Linked DNA regions of Mus musculus: regions 1 and 2 are each linked to region 3. A link is a loop called in an ENCODE intact Hi-C map of the cell type or tissue named here. Cell type or tissue: heart. All regions are shown on one strand. Each heading gives the region's core, and the rest is flanking DNA. Links, peaks and the distances in the headings are about the cores only.

What was found. A loop is a pair of places that touch in the nucleus more often than their neighbours do. Peaks named below come from ENCODE experiments on the same cell type or tissue, not always from the same donor. Only the 100,000 strongest peaks of a DNase experiment are listed, where the experiment ranks them.
Region 1: it touches region 3 in a loop (2.2-fold over the local background); 5 of 42 quality-filtered maps call a loop at or near these places.
Region 2: it touches region 3 in a loop (1.8-fold over the local background); 5 of 42 quality-filtered maps call a loop at or near these places.

The regions. Positions count from the first base shown.
Region 1 is chr9:51,635,542-51,639,473 of GRCm38, forward strand. No RefSeq gene overlaps it. Among named protein-coding and RNA genes, the nearest start is that of Arhgap20, 130 kb to the right of the region's middle. In heart, for the core only: no CTCF peak of the experiment used is centred there; a DNase peak (open chromatin) is centred at 2,170.
Region 2 is chr9:51,639,932-51,643,863 of GRCm38, forward strand. No RefSeq gene overlaps it. Among named protein-coding and RNA genes, the nearest start is that of Arhgap20, 120 kb to the right of the region's middle. In heart, for the core only: no CTCF peak of the experiment used is centred there; a DNase peak (open chromatin) is centred at 1,940.
Region 3 is chr9:51,386,433-51,395,072 of GRCm38, forward strand. No RefSeq gene overlaps it. Among named protein-coding and RNA genes, the nearest start is that of 1810046K07Rik, 62 kb to the left of the region's middle. In heart, for the core only: a CTCF peak has its summit at 3,951 (motif pointing left); no DNase peak of the experiment used is centred there.

The DNA.
Region 1 (3,932 bases), core at 872-3,371, 250 kb after region 3:
GATCTACTCAAGTTGCTCCCTCTCATATACTCAATGTGTTATCAGATCAGGATATAGATCCTGTATTTCCTCATGTTCCTGCGGTTGAGTGAAACCTGTCTTGGTGTCACTTTTTGGAAAGACCTAGTTTCCCTGGCTGTAAATAAAAGAGAACCCTTGTTTTCTAGCTTTATAAAAATCCTAGTTGTAGAAGAGTCTCAGGACTGTTTCATCCAGTGTTTTGATCATGTCCTAAGGACCCAAGTCCTTGGCATTTTTCAACTTGGCCATTCTTAGCACAGCCACTTTGCTCCAAGCTAGTTCCCTTGTTGATCAATCACAATGTGGATGCTGTATTACAATAGTGCACATGTAGACATCTCAAAACCCATAAGATAATAATAATTCTTGCTTCCCACATCCCTTTGTTTAAGATGGAAGAAAAAAATACCAGGAAGATTCTTCACCCTGTAATTTATTGGTCAGGATGAAGCCACATGCCATGTCAATCACTGAAATAAAGACTGGGATTATTGTGATCAGCTTTCAATAGTCTCAAACTATCCTTGAGCTAGAGATTCGACCATCGTCCCTACAAATACTAGATGCAGGTGGCTATCATAACAAAAGCCAGGGCCAAGACTGCAAATAGAAAATGGGGAATTCAAGCAAAAATTATTGAGCCAGATACATCCTTCCCTGGTGCATCTTCAATGTGCTCAGCAATCCTGGGTAGAGTCTGCCCCTCTTCAGGGTCTACACAGATGGCCCCAGTGGGTGGTACTGGAAACAGCAGGATAGACTCACAGAGCCCCAGTTGGTTCTCATGTACCCTTGCTGCCTAAAGCAGAGAATACAGTGTTTGCTATTTGTATCACACATCATGTGCTTAGAAACCCACCAGGCAACCCTCTTAAACACCATGAAACCTACACTTCATACACCTACCCAGACAGACTCAATATCCTAGCATCCTGACAGCATCCTTCAATATCCTAGCATCCTGACAGCATCCTTCAATATCCTAGCATCCTGACAGCACCCCTCGGCTCCACTGTTTTACCTACACTGCCTTATTTTGATTTTTGATCCTTACAACAGTTCTGAGCATCATCTGGAGAAGGCTAACTCTATTGATATTGCAGAGGTGAAGAAAGCATATGGCAGTGAGGTTAATTTCATCCCCCATGGTCATGGTCAATAGGCTGTGAATGCAGAAATCAGCTGCTGTTCCAGCACTCTGTGTCACTGAGAGATTTATGATCCTGGACAAGAATGACAGTCACTGAATAGTGTTGCCCCAGTTGTATATCACAGCCTTTTAGGGCTGGAAAAGCTTTTAGAGATTATTTTTCCTATTATTAATAAGGGAGAGAGACAAAGGCACTGAGGTGGAGCTGAGCAGATCATGATTATGGTGACAGGCCCTGAGCCTGGAGCTCCAGATACTCAGCCCAGCATGCCATTCTCTCTCTCTCTCTCTCTCTCTCTCTCTCTCTCTCTCTCTCTCTCTCTCTCTCTCTCTCTCCCTCCCTCCCTCCCTCCCTCCCTCCTTCCCTCCCTCCCTTCCTCCCTCCCTCTCCTCACATTGCTGACTTTGGAGCCCTTTGTCTGTGAATTCATTCTCTTTTAACAGGAGAAAGTAATTAAGTTTATGAGAAGAAACTCTGATTTTTTGAAGCCCTTCGATTTAAAGCCATAGGGAAGAAATAATTAGGTTGCATTGAAGTTGCAGCTTTTAAAATACCAATATACGGGAGATTCCCTCCCCACCCCCACACCCTTTTTTCCCAATGTGTTTATGAACAGAATTAATCATGAACGTTTTCCCTGTAGCAACCCACTGAGTTGGAGCTGGAATGAAACATGTCATGTGGTGAGAATCCACTCAAATATTCAAATGGAGGCCAGCAGACTAAAAATATTCAAACTGCATACAATATTTGTTTTATGATGATCAGAAATTTGATCATTCTCTCTGTTCCTGGGGGGCACTCAGCCTGGCTACCCAGTGAGAATGAACAACATCTGGAGCAGGGTTTATGAAAATGAGCCAATTCTACACTTGGGGAGTTCCAAATGTTTGTTAAGAAGTCAGCATTCACCGGCCAAATTGAGCTTGCTTTCTATTTTAAACCATTTGCCCCTCTTACTTCTGTTGGTACCAAGTATCTGCCGTTGCCTTGGAGAATAAGTGCATTGCTTTTTGGATATCTGACCTTGCAGAGGGGATACCAGGCCAAGAAGCTGATTTTTCCTGGCTAGGTTTAATCCAGAGGAAACCTGTTAGGTTGCTGAGATGGTTGGCCTCTGACATTTCTGCTTTGACTGACAATCACAACATATCCAGAAGCTTCCAAATCTTCCTATAGACTCTAAATAGTCGAGAGATGTTGAAGGAAAAGAGAATGGCTCTTTTAAAATTAGGCCACCCAGTTATTTCAACAGAAATGGGAGTAGGTGATGTCTCCATTGTACAAATAGGAAGCCAGTGGTTTACAGAAGCTAAGTGGTTTGGACAAGGTCAAATGGCTAAACACAAGACAGAACCAGGCTTAAGTTCCAGGGCCACTAGATAATATCCTTACTTACTTTATGAAAGTGTCATGACTTGTCCATTGCAGGATGGAACTAAATCAGCTCAAGGGGAGAACATTTCATCCCAGAGCTTAATCTGCAACATCACATAAAAAATAACTAGGAAAAAGGAGAAAAGACCCTACACTTAAATAGGAAAGTCTCTTAAAAGCCATACTTCAAATTTCTCCTATGAAGTAGTCACACAACTTACTCAGGATCACACAGTGAGCTAAAGGCAGGTCTGGAAGAAGACCGGGGAATCTTGGCTCCTGTGTGTTATCAGTTCACTGACATTAGTGGGAAGGCACAGCAGTGGAGCATGAAATATTTTGTTTCTGAATTTAAAAGAGAGGGTAAGTTCCAGAAACTGTGGCTCAATATTGAATACCAATTTCTTTTTAATTCTAGAATAAAATTTAAAATACATGGCTTACAAGCCTCTGCAAAAAGAACTGTTTCAGGTGTTCAGCATCAATTATCATGGGTGAACTCCACAAAGCTGGTCTTTTTGATTACTGAAAAATATGCCATACATTATATAAAGAATTTTAATTAAAAACTAATCAGTTATAAAAGGAAAATACTCCAGTAACTTGGAGATGACATAAAGGCAGTGTTTCTTGATTTCACTAAAGCATTTGTAAAAGTATTACATACCAACTGTAAACAAGGTGGAAAGGTGGAGGGGTGTGACTTGGAAATTATAATATACATTGTTAAACAACTATATCTATACAGAATGTCACTACAAGAAGGTAGCCCATGTGTTAGTGTTGAGAGTGGCTCTGAAAAACATGTCACAGTTAATATTAAGAAGAGTTGCAAAGGTCATTTACCCAGGAGAACACATAAGATTATAGCAGTTGTCTTTGAATAAATATGTAATGGAGCCTTTGTAAAGATGGGTTATACTTAGTCGATGGGCTGATGAGATAAAGAGTTGTACAGTTATAAAGGAAGACTTGGGTGCTAGGGCGACAGCTCAGCCAGTAAAGTGCTTGCCAAACAAGCATAGGAATCTGAGTTTGGATCCCCAGAACTCACATAATTAACTGGGTGTGGCTCCTGCCTGTAATCTCAGTACTGGCTAAGGAGATCCTTGGGGCTTGCTGGTGGGACCATCTAGCCAAGTCAATGAGTTTTAGTAGAAGACTGTGTGTCAAATTAAAGTGGAGATCGTCTGAATTGATGAAGACATCTGATATCAACCTTGAGCACACACACACACACACACACACACACACACACAAAATACTAATAGAAATAAAAGAAAGCCAAAGAAATATTAATCCTGGCCTGATCCAAGTACTCAAATTTTTCTCTATCTAGAGGCAGAGATGCCTGCTTCTGCTGGCTCCTTTTCCTTAGGTTTT
Region 2 (3,932 bases), core at 872-3,371, 250 kb after region 3:
TGGATATGATTCACAAAGTCCTAAGGACAGTAAAAAATGGGTGCTTTACAGATTATTTTAATAAATATTCCAAATCATATTTAACTAGTCTAGGCAAGAAAAGTCATGATGCCTAAAGTGCCTGGGCTAACATGAGAAGAGAGGTAGCTATTGGGGGCGGGGTAACTGCTGGGGAATGGATAACTGTTGGGGGAGGTCTGCACGCCAGTGTGTGATTGGTTAGTGAGAGTCCAATCCAAATTAATAGCAGCTTCAGCTTGTGAAAGGGAAAGCCTTTAGCTCCTAATTTCCAATGAACTAAAAACAGAAGCAGAGATTCACCTAGTGGAAATGCTCTTGTCTGCTTCTCAAAGTTCCTACTGCACATCAAATCCATGGTTTCATTCAGGAGGTGATGTTGTCTCTGTATGTCTTAGAGACAGGACACACCCACAGCAGTCACTCCTGGGATGTTTACGATGTGTTTATCCACTCCAAATGTTCTATGAAACTTTGACTACGTTGGGATTTATGTTGATTCATCAAGGTATTCGCTTGCCATCCTGAACATGAGGTATAGCTGTACCTCTATGGCCAATGCATCTTTCATGGCTGTGCCCCAAGGCTGAGGACCATCCAACGGAGCCTTATTGACAGTTCTGTGAGCTTGGGACACTGTCTTTCCCTTCAAGTTCACTGTATGTGAACTATAACAGGTGCACAAAAAGATATCTAAGTCACAATACCATTTGTTCTCCCATTGTTCTTCTATGTGGTTCTTGTAGTACCTTCCTTATTCTTTAGAAATCACACTTAATGAACTGTCCACATTTATAATTGGACACTCCTTCCCCTTTCTTCAGTGACCTGATACAACTCTAATACACCCTCTGCTTCCCCGGTCCTTTGCTCCTCCATGGCAGTCCTGCTGCCAGGCTTCTCTGGACTCCATCTGCAGTCTCCATCCCCTCTCAGACTCAGCATGGATCCATAACATCAACCTCAAGTCTGCATTTCTCTTCCTTTTCTGAATCTTAGAAATACCATTCTACCACCTCATTTTGGCAACAGTCCCAACTGAATGCATTGTAGGTCTCCATTTCATTGAATAATTCTTTTTTTCTGTCATATCTGTCATTAGCTTTATTAATAGGAATATTATTCCCCAGGCCACATGGCTCTAAGTTCTGTTTTCATCCCTCAATCCCTGAAGTTCCCAGAGTCACTCACCACGTCAGGTCCAGCCCTAGGCTGTGACATGCTTTACAGCTTTCCCTGGAGCTGTAGACTGGGTTCTGCACAGCAGCAATCAGATGAGGGAGGTAACAGTCTGGCTGGCAGAGCTTTGACTATAGTGGTAACTGAGAAAGATGAGATGATGTTTGGAAATACAAACAGTAGTAGAGGCATCAGTAGCCCACTGGGAAAATGCACCCAGCTGGATTTAAGAGAGACAACATAAATTCTTTGCTATACTTAGATCCTAAGGCTCTAAACCAGGGAAAATATTTGTAGCTGTAAAATGCAGTTCATTTTGCAAATTCCCAGCCTATGGCTGATTTGTACCTGGTTTGTAGGATTTTCAAGACAATAATGACAACTGGCCAAAACTGACAGACAGGCAGGCAGACACCGTGAGTGGTTGTTAGGATTTCAGAGAATGAGGAACTACAACAATAAAGACCCTCAAAAGCCATACTTTCAGGTCAGATTAAAGAGCAGAAATATTTTCCATCTCTGTACTGTCCTAAGCAAGGCAGTAAACCCTTCCAGGATTGGAAGTACTGTGTAACCACTGTTGAGTGGAAGGTATGTCATGTTTATTACACTTGTCAGACAAGTCTGTGGTGAGGCTCCCTCTGCTCTTCCATATCTTCCCTAAAGTGCTAGAGGAATGAGTGGAAGGAGTGCCCGCACAAACCTCCTGGTGTTCTCCCACGGTATTCTGAGTCCAGGACTTGTGTCCTCCACAGGAGTGCCAATCCACTACAGAGCTATTTCCTTATATAGGAAGAAGGCCTTGGCACGGCTTGCCTCACTCCATAAATGTAGGCTGACAGAGTAGGTACAGTCTGTCTTCATCTCACATGTTAATTTTCCAGTTCATCTGGCATGCTAGTTGACTCTTTTAAGTTATTAGTGTGCTTCGGTGAGGGCTATAGAAAGAAACTTAGACCCATGCTTCAAACTGGAAACTTTGCTACTCCATGCTTCTCAGTAAAAGGAACAGGTTAAGAAACATGCTCAGACAGATATTCCAGTGGGAATATTATGGGTAATGTGTGATCCCACCTTACCCCTAGGAGAAAACCCCTGTGAGAATAAAAAGAAAATTAACTTCATTTTTGCTGACTTAGCATGCCTTCTAAAGTATCCAAGGGATAGAAGGCAGGAAGAGATGCACTTGCCAATTTAAATCTGACTGTTGCTGGGGAAAACAGAATCATGTTTTCTGAATGTCCTAAAAACTGTTACAAATCTCATAAGTACTGAACAAATCCCTGGCCAGTCAGAATATTTTTTATCTTCTGCTTCCCCAACCCTTGATAACACAGAAAAAAATCTAAAAAAGCTTTTAATGTGCTTTATGAGTGAAGAGGCTATCATTGTCTTTGATAACTATAAGGCAGTGGGAACGTTTTATGGGGGTGGAGAGGAGAGAAGGAAGAGAGAAAGCTAGGGAGGGAGGGTGAGGATAAATTATTACGATAGTCAGGTTCAAGGCAACATACCACAGAACCATCGTTCTTGAGTGGTGTGTTGTTCTTGTCAACATTGGAAACAGTGTCTATTGATGTAGGTATGAACTAAATCCAACACAATTTTATTTAACCCCAAAGATTCAATGTTTCTACACAGAAACCAGGTGAGGCTGGGCCCACATCTCACTTCAGGAAGTCATTGATGATGTTTCCTTCAATCTCTTGCTATACAAGAAGGAAAGCATGAGGTCATGATCATGAGTCCTAGTGTTGAAACCCACCAATTCAACTGTTTACTGCTAGTTTTGTGGCCTGAACAGGTGAATCCTCTTATCCCTTCCTTGTCTCAGTGGATGACTAGTAAGCGCTGGTACTAGTCTTTATAAGCTTGTATAGTAAGTGAAAGGAATAACGTAGAACATTGTTATTCATTGAACATTAACATTTTGTGTTTATACTCTGGCCCAGGTGGGAAAACAGGTAGGATTTTTAGTTTTCATTGACTAAAGTGATTATCCTTCCTTGTACCACTGACTACAGCATACCTCTGCTGTGTGTTCTTCATCACTGTCTTGATGTTGAGGGAAACAGAAGACAAAAGATCCTGACAATTTCACCAAGCCATCAACCATGTGTGCTTTTAGGAAGGTTTTTCAGGTTGCTGCTCCATCAGACACCTAAGCACAGTGTGAGGACTTCTTGGCTGTGTGGAGATCATAAACAATATCACATTCTCTTCCGTGGAGTCATGGAAGAAAGCAAACAAGAACACTCAGAACCAACCAAACTCCCTCTCCAAAGATTACAGAGATGCAAACACATCAAGGAAAACTCCCCCATTCCGGATTCTTAAATGAAATAATCTATATTAAAAGAACATTAGAATGCAAAGTCCTAGAATTGGAAGACACTTAATAATAAAAGAGTCAAGTGTGTGTTCACTGTTGGGGTAAGGTCAGGATGACTTTGAACTAGGGACTCAAGAGGGCCCAAATCCTGCTCTTGGCCACTCATTTCCTCAGAGACTCCTACAGGATATAGTCTCAACTCCAGCAGCCTCAAACAGAGCCAGTGCATGTCAGTATGAGGATCTGGCTTGTAGAAGTAAAATGTAGAGAGGATCAAGCAAAGCCCAAAGGTAAAAAGGTGATCCACCTCAAAGCTCTCTCCACTTAGCAATAGAGAGGGAAAGAAAAGGGTTCCGTTGTCTCCAGTCTTGAGACTCGCAACCCTTGAGTTGCAGATGCAATT
Region 3 (8,640 bases), core at 2,519-5,018:
GAGCCCCATGGCATGCCGTTCCATTCTATGTGGGCTGGAACTAGGACCTCTATATAACTCTCAGATGATCTGAGCTACCCATGGGACAAAATCAATTGCATCCAGAACACTGTGGCCTCTTTATATATCTCAGATCTGAAACTGCCATGCTCATTTTTCGACCTCTGCCTGCACTTGCTGCTTAGTGTACTTCTATTTGGAGGGAGTCTTCCTCTGAGTTTTTTTAAAGAGTATATTTCCATTATTGAGGTCTCAGCTTAAATAGCATCTTCCTCTAAGTATCAAAGCATCCGGCTTACGTGCGTAGGTAGAGCAGCTGACTCTAGCCAGGAGCCAATAGAAGACTGATTCAAGCCGATATCAGTGAGACGTTGACAGGCACTCATAGACTGAGGGATCAGAATCTCACCCCACACACCCCACTTCTCTCTCTAGGCAGTAGTGACTGCCCAGTTTCCCCACTGAATGGTCTGTTTGGGGTATACTTAAAAGCAAGGTAATTTTAAAGACTCCTACGCTTCTTAATCTCAGATACCCTGAATACTCTCTAGTTAGCTTGTGTGGAAAAGATAATAAGGCAGTCTTGAGATCCGAAAGGGCCAGAACATTAGGTATAGAAGCTATGCCATGCTATCAGCTGGTCTGCTAGAGAGCTTCCTGTGGGGCTGACCTGGCATGGGTGCTTTGAATTGCCTCCTCAATGCCGCCTGTTCTAGCAGCAGGCTCTCTACCCCATCCAGATGCCACTCCTGTGAACAATGGATCTCTTCAGGTTCTCCTCAGACTGGATCCTCCACGCCTGTTTCTCCCTTTGTGACATCGTCTTCTTAAGTGAGACCTTATTGGATGTAATTTGTCACCCAAATAAGGCCACATGCTTACTGTTGTGGTTTAAGTGTGGACTGTCCCCAGAGATTGTTGTGTTTGAACATTTGTTTCGGTGTTGGTACTGTTATTTTGCACAGTTGTAGAGGCTTTAAGAGGTGGAGCCTCACTGGAGGAAGCCCATCACTGGGGGAAGGCTTTCAAGATTTATAGCCAGGTCCCACTTCTCTTTACTTTCCACTTACTGCATCACCAAGATGTGAGGAGGTGTGGGGTCCCAGCTGTACACTCCTGCCCCATGTCCCCACTCTTCCATGATAGACTTACCTTAAACAGTGGCTAAGTTGCTTCTTGCCAGATATCTGGTGATAGCAACCATAAAACAAACCATCAAACTTGTTTTTTAATTACAAAGTGTATGAAAAAAGTAGGTTTTCTGGCTTTTTTCATGGGGGTAGGACTCACAAATGAGGACATTTTTCAGCTACATAATGAAAGGTCGCTGGGCAGTGGTGGCACACGCCTTTAATCCCATCACTTGGGAGGCAGAGGCAGGGATTTCTGAGTTTGAGGCCAGCCTGGTCTACAGAGTAAGTTCTAGGACAGACAGGACTATACAGAGAAACCCTGTCTTGAAAAACAAAAAACAAAACAAAACAAACAAACAAACAAACGATCAAAAAAGGTCTAAAAGTACCACAAGTGACAAAAAATAGGAGTCCCAGGAGATGCTTCTCTCCTGTGGGTACCGACTCCAACCCAGCCATCTGTTTTCATCTGTAGCATCTCTGCAATCAGCTGAACCCTGAGCTCATACTCAGATCCTTCCTAATTAGGTTTTACAAGTCTGTTCTCCTCTTGTTATCAGCCTGGATATCCTGGCTGTGGAAAGCATAATGATCATATGTACAAATCCAGCCTCAGGCATGTGCTATGAAAGCTATGAAGGCTTGTCTTCCTGAGAAACCCACATTCATTGATCCAAGCAACATGCTCTGAATACAGCGTCTGGGAGCTCTGTATTGAAACAACAAATTCATGCAAATATTGTAAGTCAGGAAAACTGAGAACTGGGGAGAGTAATGGATCCAGAATTCTGGGCTCTCGGTGCTCTTTTTGATTACCCCATATGCTGTAGTTCTTCCTCACAAGGTTATTTGAGGATAATAGAGGGTTACTGGATGTTATGAATATGATTCCAGTAGAGTTGCATGATACCGTTTATTCTCCAGACTCCTGAGGGGAGATGTGTTAAACTACACTTGTCTGGGTATTCTGATACCAGGACATGTGACTCATCTCTATTCAGTGTCACCATATATTCATGATGGCACATCACTTTTGTTTCTAAACTTTCAAACATGTTTTTTTTTCCCCCTTTGAGTTAAGTGCCTGCATTTTGTGTGTGGTTCACAAAGCCAAAGAGGCAGGCTGCACTTCCCCAGTCGACTCTATTAATGTCAACTGTGTAATGTCTTTACTTATCTGTCTGTTATTGTCAGATTTCTGTAAGCTCCTAATGTACTTTGGGCTTAGGTTAGAGCTGTATTACCCCTCTGGCTATGCTATCCGATGAGATACAATTTTGAAATATATAATAATTGGTAGGAACTCTTAGGGACAGGCAAGGACTAATGGGTGGACTTAGGAGCAAAATTCATCAGAGGCAAGGGATCTGACATATTTAATCTGTACATCACTGGTACTTAACACAGTTTCTGACACAGTAATTAGGAAACATTCTTTTCATAAGGAGTTTAAGCATCATTTTCACCTTCAGACATAGCTGTCAAATTCTAATAACCAAATGAGAGTAACATCTGTTTCTGGAGAGCCATTTCTGGTTCCTGCTAGCATTTATTTATGGCAGAGCAAAAATAATAAGGCAAGCATTGACAAAGCCACGCTGGCAGACTAAGTGTGGCTATCTTTTCATTTCATATACAACAGACATATTTGTGGAGTTAAAGAAATTCAAAACTGGAGATTCATGTGAGTCTGAGAAGCCTAGAACTGTACATAACCCAAGACTTGGATCTGTAGCTATCCAAAAGGGTTAGCAGTCAGAACTGCTCAGATAGGCAGGGCTATCAAAGACTGTGCAGCAGACACTGGGATCTTCCACACAACCTCACCTGTTGTTTGAAAATGAATGGTGTTTCTTTTGGATTGGCACTCTTTGTTGTTGTTGCTTGTTTGTTTATTTTGTTTGTTCCCTTGTCTTTTCTAATAATTGGAACATAGTAGGTGCTTAAGTGCCATCTAAGTGCATTTGTAATGAATAAGTGAAAAAAAAAGGAAAATAAAACTTTTTTTTTTTTTAAATTTGGAGGCAGAAGATTTAGTTCTTGAGTCTGCACTATTTACTTTTTTTATTAGATATTTTCTTTATTTACATTTCAAATGCTATCCCCTTTCCTAGTTTCCCCTCCGAAAATCCCCTATCCCCTCGCCCCTCCCCCTTCTCCCTAACCCACCCACTACCATTCCTGGTCCTGGAATTCCCCTATACTAGGGCATAGAGCCTTCATAGGACCAAGGGCCTCTCCTCGAATTGATGCCTAACAAGGCAATCCTCTGCTACATATATAGCTCGAGCCACAAGTTCCACCATGTGTTTTCTTTAATTGGTGGTATAGCTCCAAGGAGTTCTGGGGGTACTGGTTAGTTCATATTGATGTTCCTCCTATGGGGCTTCAGACCCCTTCAGCTCCCTGGGTACTTTCTCTAGCTCCTTCATTGGGGACCTTATGTTCCACCCAATAGATGACTGTGAGCATCCACTTCTGTATTTGCCAGACACTGGCAGAGCCTCACAGGTGACAGCTATATCAGGCTCCTGTCAGCAGGCTCTTGTTGGCATCTGCCTAGTGTCTGGGTTTGGTAGCTGTTTATGGGATGGATCTCGAAGTGGGTTAGTCTCTGGATGGTCATCCCTTCAGGGTCTGCTCTGAACTTTGTCTCAGTAACTCCTTCCATAGGTATTTTGTTCCCCCTTCTAAAAAGGATTCTGAGCTTCCGGGCTAATATTCATTTATCAGTGAGTGCATATCATGTGTGTTCTTTTACTTTTCAAGGTGATCAAAGTAGCTGATATATTTGGGGTAAACTTTTTGCCCTCTGGTGGCATGGGCAGAAATGACCATCTGAGTAGAGTAGTCTGACTAGGCTGCTCTGTCTAAATGCATCCTCACTCCATTGCTTAAAGAATGTGCTGTGGTTCAGGGCTGATAATTCCATTTGACTTCCTATGAAATACTAATTTCACCCAATTAGGTCAGGAGGTCAGCTGGAACTCATGGAAAAGCTTAAATACATATATATTTTCCCCAAAGTCGAACAGGTAACAGCCCTGACACACAGTATTTACACGGCTGTCACATCCTAGCTTTGATGGAGTCTTGGCTGTGGCTGAAAATTGCATTTGATGAGAAGTGTACTATTATCAGCAGAAACATCAACTAGGTTTCCAGAAGAATCACACAGGAGTGGCTTAGTGTTCACCTGGCCTTGGACCATCAAACCATTAGCTCCGAAAGCAGGTTGTAAATGTTGTAAAAGAAAATTTCAGCATTTTAGAGGAGTAGGGTCTAGAGCTGGTGTACTTTTTCTCTGAGATGATGAATGATATTCATCTTTTGCCAAGTTCAAATGAATAGGTATTGAGTAATATATGTCTAAATCCCACTTTTCTATTCAGTTGACAGGCCAGAGTAAAGGCCAAAAGTAAGATCCCCTCATGGATAGCTACTGGTTTGAATTTATTAATCATTTTGTTCAAATCATCTATAATGTTTACTCTAAAGAAATTTGGTTATGTGCTTCTGAAAGGACTGCATAAAACTCTTCAATTATACTTTAAACATTTTTATTTTGTAAGATGACATTTTATGTCCTTATTAGATAGAGTCTTGGCTCTGTATATGCTAATCATTCCAGTCATTCCTTTTTATCGATGTGTTATGGAACTATACAGAGTAGGAAGTTTCCAGAGAGGACTTAGTGACCAACTGTACATGAATTAAATTGTGGTTTATGTATAACTCTATAGAATTTGGCCTGGAAATATTGGTAGATAGCTTTGTACTGGTTAGCATTTTCTTATCATGCCGACAGAATACCCAACAGACTAAGAGAGAGAGAGAGAGATTTATTTGGCTCAGGTTCCAAAGTTATCAGTCTCTCTTGTTGGGGAGGGGATGGCAGAACAACCAGTTTAACCTCATGGACAATGACAAGCAGAGCCAAAGAGGATTACAGGAAGGAGCTAGGACAGGGTCTGTCCTAAGTGATCTACTTGCTCCATCCAAATCCCACCTCTGAAAGCTTCTAGAACCTCTCAAAACAGTACCTGCAGCTAGGGACCAAGTTTTCAAAACAGTGGCCTGTGGGGGGTCGCCGTTCATATTCAAACTATAGCAGTGTCTTAGTTTATTTGTGCTGCTGTGACAAAGTATTGGACTAAGTCATTGCTAAATGGCTACATTATTTTTTTATGGGGCCTATGAAGTCCAAAGTCAAGATACCAGCAGGTTTGGTTGTGTGAGAAGGGCTACTCTCTGTTTCCACGGTGACTCCTTGATGCCGGATCCTGTATAAGCGATGAATTCTGAGTCATCTGTTAGGAGACTGTAGAGGGGCAAGTGTTGGTGTATTTGATTTATTATTTTATTATGCTCTTACACCTCTCGCCCTTCCATCCTTTATTCCCTTCCAAACCTCAATCCCTTTCAAACTCCAATACTAGGTAAGAGAGAAAGGAGGCATACTACTCACAGCATATTAACGATGTCATGTTTCATAGGGCCAGTCCAATCTTCATCATCAGGCTAAACCACAACAGCAGCAACCAGGAACTGCAGAGGGAAGCAACTGCCATTACTCTTCCTTTCCCTTTCCCTTTCCCTTCCCCTTCCCCTTCCCCTTCCCCTTTCCTTTCCCCTTTCCTTTCCTTTCCTTTCCTTTCCTTTCCTTTCCTTTCCTTTCCTTTCCTTTCCTTTCCTTTCCTTTCCTTTCCTTTCCTTTCCTTTCCTTTCTTTTCCTTTTGTTATTGTTATTATTATTATTATTATTATTGCTGTTGTTCTCCTTCTCCTCTTCCTCCTGCTCCTCCTCCACCTTCCCCTCTTTCTTCTCCTCCTCCTTCTTTTTCTTCACCACTCTCAGAATTAAACTATCTGCAGCTGGCAAAATCCATGCCCCTCCTAGAGCACAAGAAAATCATAGTTAACAGCTGTGGACAAACTGAAACAGCTCCATATCCCATAGCTTGGATTAAAACCAAAACATTCATATAATATAACCGGGTTTTTAAAGAAACCAAAACTCTTTCTATAGACAAGTAAAAAATTCTTTGAGAAGCTACTTTTATAAGATGCTTGATCTCATTTATGAAAAAAAAAAGCCATCATTATTTTCTTAGCATTTCTTAAAGCCAACATCTTAATATCACATTGGCTCATGATGGTTGAATACTTGAGCTTTGGATGGGACTGCAGCAGATGGTAGTAGTAATTTCTATACTATGTAAACGAGAGTTTACAAGGGAATAGAAAAGATGAAGTAATGCAACATTTATCCATTCGTGTACTTCATTAGCAATTAGTATTTACTAATTGCTTTCTACATGTCAGGCACTAAACTGGGCTTACTTCATCTTTTTTGTAGGTTAGGTTTGAGACACATTAGTTCTAAAACTTCGTCTAACATTTGCTCTCAAAGCACCAGTGTAAGGACAAATCACGACACGCATATGCAGAAAGCTGAATGTACGAGGCTTTCTAGACTGTATACTGAACTATGAACTTCATACAATCTCTCATTGTGCTTAAAATTCCCTAGTGGTAGGTGGGCTTAAGAGAATACATATCAGCATGATTTACAGATCACAAAATTTAAAAAGTTATGTAGTGTACCCTTGTATCTGGAACATCTCGTATATTAGAGCCAGGCTGTAATCACAGCACATCCTCTTCAGAGGTGTAAAGTAGAAGTTTCCAAATTTACTGAAACTGAGTTACTCGCATTCCTCGGCTGTCTCTCCCTATCTCTAGGAGCTCTAGGGTGGTGGGAAGAATTTATGTCTAACAAGCTCTTTGGCTGATTTTGACACTGTATTTTGAGAAATGTTTCTGTGAACCCTACTAATTCAAACTGTAGTGTGTCATAAACAACAAAGCCCCATAAAACACATGGTCTTCCAGGATGGGGAGGGGAAACTGGCCCATCTCTGTTAGCTTATTTGGATGTGATTTTATTTAAGGACTTCAAGTTAGTTTCATAAGCACATTTAGAACACTGTTTTATAGTGTATTGATAAGCTAAGGGAAGTTGCCTTCATAGACCAGAGACTGCCCTGGTCCCAGATCGTTAGTCTTCTATTTCTAGTTAGACAATCTTCTATAGTCTTATACATCTAGTTAAGGATATCCTTCTAGCTGCCCTTGAGTACTGCATGCAGGGTTGGTTTCCCAGTCTCAGTGATGCATTTTAATTTCTGGATGGCTTCTGGATTCTTTGTTAGCTCATTAGATGGAGGTTTGGGCGTGGGACACCTTATTGACACTTCCTTTATCTAGTCAAAAAGATGACCATGAACAATTTTTCTCATTGTCCTTCTTAACTTAAAAGATAAAAATCTGTTCATTTTTACTCTGTTGACATTCATTTCTTTTCTAAGAACCACTAGGAGTCTGCAAGCAAGTCTACATTCTTTAATTTGTAGAAATGCTTTCGGAGTACTAGGGGAAAACCCTATGACTGGGTCTTATCCATAAGGAGATTTTTTTTTCCTTTCCCAACTCAGGAAAACCAACATTAATTTACTTCTTGCTGACAATTGAAACAGGTTTGGGAAGCTACTCAACTTTTAAAATAATAGACTCAGTGTAGATTAAGTATTGCTCAAACTCAGAATGGTTTAGGATTAAGGGACACGAATAAAACCAAAAACAAGGCTAAATTGGGCCAAGGTTAATACAGACAGTATGGACTGCATAACAAAACTCATTATGTGTTAAATGACTTAAGTCCTCTGACTAGCATTAGAAGATTGTCCCCACACTGAATATTCAATAGGTAATATAACGAGTAAGGGTATAACGGGACATTATGTTTAAGCCAGTTAGAAAATTATAAAAATTTATGGGCAAGCAGCGTACAAGTGATTTTTCATAAAAATACCCTGAGTTGACAACTAGATTAAATGGAAAAACATGTAGGAGATTGGAAGGAAGCCACTGTGAGTGGAAAAGTACACACTGAAACAGAAATTAGTGTCATGAAACACGAGGTGGTTGGAGGAGTTGGACGCTACCCAAAGGCAAGCGAAGAACTCCCCGCTGCTGCAGAATGAGAACGAGGAGACACACGGCTGGCAAACAAAGGCAGACCCAGAGGAGCTGGCTCGAGCCACCTAGGTGCACATGAGCCCTTCTCATAACGGAAAGCCACTGCCAAGCACTGATGACTGTATTTAGTCATTAGATCTTACATTCCCACTCTTATCTTCCTGACCTAATAATGCCTTAGCAAAATATTAATAATCCCCACTCAGTATGAGCTGTGAGACTAAGCTCCAGTCAGAAGCAACCCTGCCAGTCTATGACAATATTTACTGGCTGCTTGCTTGACTGCTTGCTCTGGAGTTTTGACAGGGATTGGTATTAACTTGCCTAGATTCTCGTTTTTATATCTCGTTTTCCCCCCCATTCTCTTCAAAATCCAGAATAATATTGGCCACTCTTAATTTCAAATTACTATAAAATGTCAATTGAAACTGTGTGCAACTCTGTAACAGAGAGATCTTATCTAGTG